Linked DNA regions of Homo sapiens: region 1 is linked to region 2. The links are chromatin loops, found by intact Hi-C in ENCODE. Cell type or tissue: psoas muscle. All regions are shown on one strand. Links, peaks and the distances in the headings refer to the core of each region. The heading gives the core; the rest is flanking DNA.

Region 1 (2,922 bases), core at 288-2,787, 1.0 Mb before region 2:
GGGAAATTCAAGAGTTAACCTTCTCCCTCCCCTTTTAGCTCCCCCTGTCCTCCCAGCTGCCTTCTCTGCTGATGCTGTACTTTCTGTGACCCTGCTTCAGTGTGAGGAAGGCTTCAGATACAATGCAGTTTAACCTGTGCTGTCGACATAGCAATAAACCAAAGCCCTTTACAGAGGGGGCAAATGGACCCAGGAAGGCAAATCTATCCCATTCATATAGCACCTGGCCATAGTTTTACAAACAGAGGCAAATAGTTATAAATTAGGCATCTGGAGATTCCACACACAGGCATGTGCACAAAATTGCTCCAAGAATGTTTTCAAACACCGCGCTAAGAACCTTACAGAGAAAATACTTTCCTTATGTTAATTATGATAAAATATCGCCATGTTCTAATTAGGAAATCAGAGAGTTTATTTCAAAACGTGAATCTAATTCTATTTCACAAACCTCTAAATGCCTCTACCTATACTAACTTTGAACTTAAAAAGCCTTTTACTGTTTCTCAATATACAGCAGCCATTCCAAAACTTTTCAAAAATATTTCTTCTCCTTGACCTAGACTAGCACAAAACACAACTGTCTATGGGCAGACAAGCTCTGGATGTCTGAGCAGTCCTCTTCTCTCAATCACCTGCTTCAGATATGACTCATACACACCCCTTGCCACCCACCGCACCTTGCTCCCCAGTGGTCAGCAGTAACCACTAATAAACACGTCTTATTTCTGGACCAACACCAGCAACTTAATAGGGCTCATATACCCTTTTCTCCCTCTTTCTTTTAGAAAGCTTGCCAGGTGCCTGGGGACCCTCTAATGAATACAGAGGAGTGGCTGGTCCCTCCATGCCCAGCATGCACTCTGATGTCACTGGCAACCAGATATTACTTTCAGGTTCTGTAGGGGCCTGCTTCTGTCTGCTTGCATTTAGAGGACCATGAATTCCTATAAGAGGGAACACACACTAGCTAACACTGGGAAACCTTTTTGTGCCATAGCTAAAACAGTTCTTCTTCTACCCACTCAATACAAGAAGCAAAAATTGCAGGCAAAATTTTCTGTGATTTCTGAGAACACATGGAAATGTGGCTGGTGGGATCAGGAGGAAAGGGAAGACTGGACAGGGTCTGGAAAATGTGGCCTTTTGTGCAAAAGACAAGTTAAAATGCACCTGATGAATAATACAAGCTGCACCACATACAGAAAAGATGAGAGCGGCCCACCTGTGTCTGTTGAGGGATATTTACAAAGCTTGGATCCCGTGGTCCAACACTGACGAATCGGTTTGCGGGGGAGGTGCTGGGTGTCGAGTAGGCTGTGAAGGGAAGGGACACATGCGTTCAGGAAGCGGCACGAGATTGCACACACAAACAACACCAAAACACACAGTCTCCGAGCCGACGCAGCTGATTAACAAGGAAATGTGCAAACACTGTAGCTAGCAAAGGGGTCTGGCTAGCAAGGGCATTTCAGACAGTCAAAAAAGGGGGAAGAGGGATTGGCTTCCAAAGACTGTTGGGATAAAATGATGTCAAACTAATGCTCAGACGAGCTATTTTCTCCTTCTACCATACAAATTAGAACATGCAGGACATTTGCAAAGTATACTTTCTGAGTTAAACATGAGCTCTGGAGTCAGAAAGAGATATCCTATTCTTTAGAGCAGAGGGAGAAAGAAATTAGGTAGGAAGGGGAGGAAAGCAGTTCATTTTACAAGCTTGCTTTTCACACCGTTACACTCTTAAAAAATCATGAAATGGTCCTGTGCCTCTACAGCTAGAGATCGAAGAGGAATCTTTATAGAAGGAACTAATGGGTTCTCCAGGAAGGAGATAGAAAACCATTCAGAATAAGCTGTCTTTAGAGGCCCTGTAGTGTCTAGAATCTTTATGATGCACAAAATATGCTTTTCATATTAACATTTGTAGTCTTCCCATCCTAGAACCTTTCTGTTCAGGCATAAACTATCAAGACCCTTTATCAACTAAGATATCACACTGGAACCTCAGGTACCACACTTCAGTTTACTATCCTTTCTTGGTTCATGGAAGTTTTGTTGTTGGTTTTTGTATCTGTACTTAAGAGCTTCTTTCTACTTTAATGGGAAAAAATTCAGTGGCTTTGTTGTTTCACTGGCTCATAAATCCAAAGGTACATTTTGTTTTTTGGTGTCCTTCAATTCACTTCTTTATCATCACCTCCAAGGATTTGTTCACATTCTTCCTCTGTACTAGAATCTTTAGACTGTTACTTAAAAATTTCAAATGTCTTAACAATAATTAAAAAGGCCTAAGGTTTTTAAACTAACTCCAGACACACATCATCTAAGAAACAATCTAGGTTTTTAAGCTAACTCTAGACAAACACCATCTAAGAAACAATCAGGATATGCAACTTTTTAAAACACAGATAATTGAGGGCATGATATCAAATTCCTGCCAGATTTTTTTTTTCCTTATTGACATCATCTGCTCCTCTTACTCTGGCTTTCTGTTTTACAGAAAATTGCTCATACTTCTTGTTTCTCTCATTAAACAAATCTAGGGATAAAATTTCCACCATCTGGCCCAGACCCTGTTGGTTGTCTTTGGTAAGAGCTAAGCCACCCAAACAGATCTGCAATGGTCACATGGATGTGGACATGGCTGTGTTAAAACGGCACTGAACAGAGGCTGAGCATGAGGGTCCCTGATGTCTCTTAAATAAGAAACTTTTTGTGGTAATAGTATTTGTTTTAGGAGGATCTATTCAGTAATGACTTTATTTAAAATGATCTAAATGTATGATATGTCATACTGTCTAGCAATGTAAATCTACTGATTTTGTCTCTAGCCCATGCTATGCCAGACTAATTTGAACAGATTTGAGAAATACCTCTGCCTTTAGCCATTCTGCCTGTACCTCTCACTTACTGGTATGG
Region 2 (2,922 bases), core at 192-2,691:
TGTGTGTATGTGTTAGGGAGTAGTGATAATAAATTGCTGATTAAAAATCAGTCTCTTGCTTTAGGGTGCATTTTCTACCCATTTATCCCATGAGATCCCAAGAGTCACAGCAGAAAAACATGGGCTAAATCTTAGGCTAGAGGCAAGAATGTCTTTAATTCTCACATATTCAGCTTAAGTGACAAGGGCAGGTTTTGTAGGCCAAAGCCCTATGGTAATAAACAAGTTGAATTTCACTGGGGGATTCTGGACCCTATTACATCTCTTTCAGGTGTCTTTAGTGCTGGCAGTAAGTATTTGGGGATTCATGGCTTGGGAGTCTTTGTCAGGTGGCTTTCTGATTCATCACAAGCAACAAAGGCATTTTCTTAATTCATTTCAGAGAATGGTCCTGAAGCACTTCCTCTTTGGCAGGCACACAGCACATGGCCTGGGATATAAAGATAAGTAAGGGTCAATCTGTGTCCTTGAAACATTAAAACTTATGGCAGACATAGACACATAAATAATAAAGATGTAGCATGAAGAGTGCTATAAGAGATGAATATATAACTTTCTCTGGAAACATAGATGAGAAAGCAATTAATTCTGTCTAGGAGGAAGGTTATAATTTCCAGGAAAATGAATCAGAATGAATGAAGATAGGGGAGTGAGAATCCAGGGGGTCTAAAGGCATGGAGAAGGCCTGCATGTGGGGGTCACATACCTAAGGCCAAGTGGTGTGGGGAGGGAGGTTGGCCAAAAATTAAAAAGAAATAATTAGTTAACCAAGCCAGATTGATATGCATTGTATGGGAGTATCTTTTTTTTAATTCTGCGGTTTTCGCTGGGTTGTTTGCCCCAGAGAATCTTGCCATTAACTATGGAAGTTTTAGAAATGTTTTACATAGGAAATAACATGTCCAAATCTAATTTATTATTATTTTTTTAATTTCACAAGTTTTTTTTTTTTTTTTTTTTTTTTTTTTTAGAGATAAGGTCTTGCTATGTTGCCAGGGCTGGTCTTGAACTCTTGGCTTTAAGGGATTCTCCTGTCTCAGCCTCTCAAAACCTTGGCATTACAGGTGTGAGCCACAGGAACTGCCTGAAATCTATATTTTTGAAAGATAATATTGGTGGCATACTTGGCATGTACTGCAAGACCACTTAAAAGACTTGCATTAAGGCCAACCATGATGGCTCATGCCTGAAATCCCAGCACTTTGGGAGGCCGAGGCGGGTGGATCATGAGGTCAGGAGTTCGAGACCAGCCTGGCCAATATGGTGAAACCCCGCCTCTACTAAAAATACTAAAAGTAGCAAAGGACGTGGTGGCACCCGCCTATACTCCCAGCTACTTGAGAGACTGAAGCAGGAGAATCTCTTGAACCTGGGAGGCAGAGGTTGCAGTGAGCCGAGATTGCGCCACTGCACTCCAGCCTGGGCGACAGAGTAAGACTCCATCTCAAAGAAAAAAAAAAACAAAACGAAAAGACTTGCATTAAATGAGATAAGATAGGTACGATGAAGAAGACCTGGATAAGGGAAATAATCGTGGGCAGCAAGAAGGAGGATGATGCTACAGAAATGTCAGTGGTATCATTGCACAGATTTGGTGATTGACTAGCTGTGAAGAAGAAAATATCAAGAACGACTCTAAGATTTGTAATGTGGGCAGTTGGGTGGATGGAGATAATGCAAACTACATAGAAAAGGAAGACAAATAAGCAGTTTAGGGAAGAAGATGATGGTTTTGTATGTTTTAATTTGGTGAGCTTTTGTGTACCTTCTTACCAGAAATATTGGGTAAGCCACAGGAAATGGGAAATGTGGAAACAGGCTGGGACTTGGAATGTAGATTTCATACATAGGTGGTCAGCAAAGAGGAGGGCTTTGAAAGGACAAGAATGATGGAATCCAGCAGAGAGAGAATGTAGAATGAGAAGAAAGTTTGGAGCAGAACTCTGAGAGACTCAGCCATTCAAGGGTGAACATTCTTCCTCTGTACCTTTTATAATCTCTTCTCTCAGCTTATGACTTTAACCTCAGCTTCCTGAATCTTTTCATTGAGTTGACATATATGGTGAATTTCATCCAATATTTTATTTCAATAAATGTTACAGCTATTTAAAAAAAATTCTGTAAAAAACGATTTCCTTACCTTCTGCCAATTAAAAATTAGTCTCTTGCATGATGGACTCTTCTGCAGCAGATTTGGAACAGGACATAAATTGAGCCATGATTTCTACACAGGCAATTTAAGTGGGCCATATCCACAGGCAATACTGTAAAAATATGCAATTTGTGCCAGGTACGAAGCAGTGCACAGTGTGAACATACAAACCTCGATTCATTGGTGTTCTGAACGTGAAATCCCTCCATCAAACAGCACTGCCATCTGCTCAGAGGCAACTTTCCTGCAAACCCACCCCAGTACTAGAGAACAATGGAAACGGAGGCAGTTGCTGGGCTGTCTTTTCCTAGACAAAAGACTCAGTATTGCCAAAAGGAGAGGCTGCCCTGCAGCAAATTGCTGTGGCTTCAAGTGTCCCCTTCATCCAGATATCAGGAAACATCATGGGCCTGTGGGGATCTTGAAGAGATGGAAGTATCCACAGTTGAGAAGAAGATCCTTCTTTAGGAGGGGAGGTGTCTTCTGAGAATTCCACATAAGTAAAGTTGAAGCACAGAAAACACCCATAGTAGCTTAATGTCTCATTATAAACATCTCGCAAGAGGCCAGAGTAAATACCCCATGTTGCTATGCCATGGGGCCTTCACCCTGATCTTAAATGTCTTATGATCTGGAGGTCTGGAAGAAGCCAGTACTCATTTGGAAATGGATGGAATATTTTGAAGAACAGCCAAATACTGAATCCAAAGCAAGCAAATATCCATCCCTTCCTAATGGTGCTGGATGGGGCACAGAGGCAGGAGAGCCGT

The links. Hi-C counts contacts between places; a loop is a spot of excess contacts. Peaks named below come from ENCODE experiments on the same cell type or tissue, not always from the same donor. Only the 100,000 strongest peaks of a DNase experiment are listed, where the experiment ranks them.
Region 1: a loop joins it to region 2, with 4 times the contacts of the local background. A loop is called at or near these places in 1 of 110 quality-filtered maps.

The regions. Positions count from the first base shown.
Region 1 is chr1:61,424,860-61,427,781 of GRCh38, reverse strand. It overlaps NFIA (nuclear factor I A), which reads right to left. Exons shown (of 11, transcript NM_001134673.4): 10 at 1,226-1,317. Among named protein-coding and RNA genes, the nearest start is that of NFIA-AS1, 170 kb to the right of the region's middle. In psoas muscle, for the core only: no CTCF peak of the experiment used is centred there; a DNase peak (open chromatin) is centred at 1,351; H3K27ac peaks cover 537 bases.
Region 2 is chr1:60,413,365-60,416,286 of GRCh38, reverse strand. No RefSeq gene overlaps it. Among named protein-coding and RNA genes, the nearest start is that of LINC01748, 210 kb to the left of the region's middle. In psoas muscle, for the core only: no CTCF peak of the experiment used is centred there; no DNase peak of the experiment used is centred there.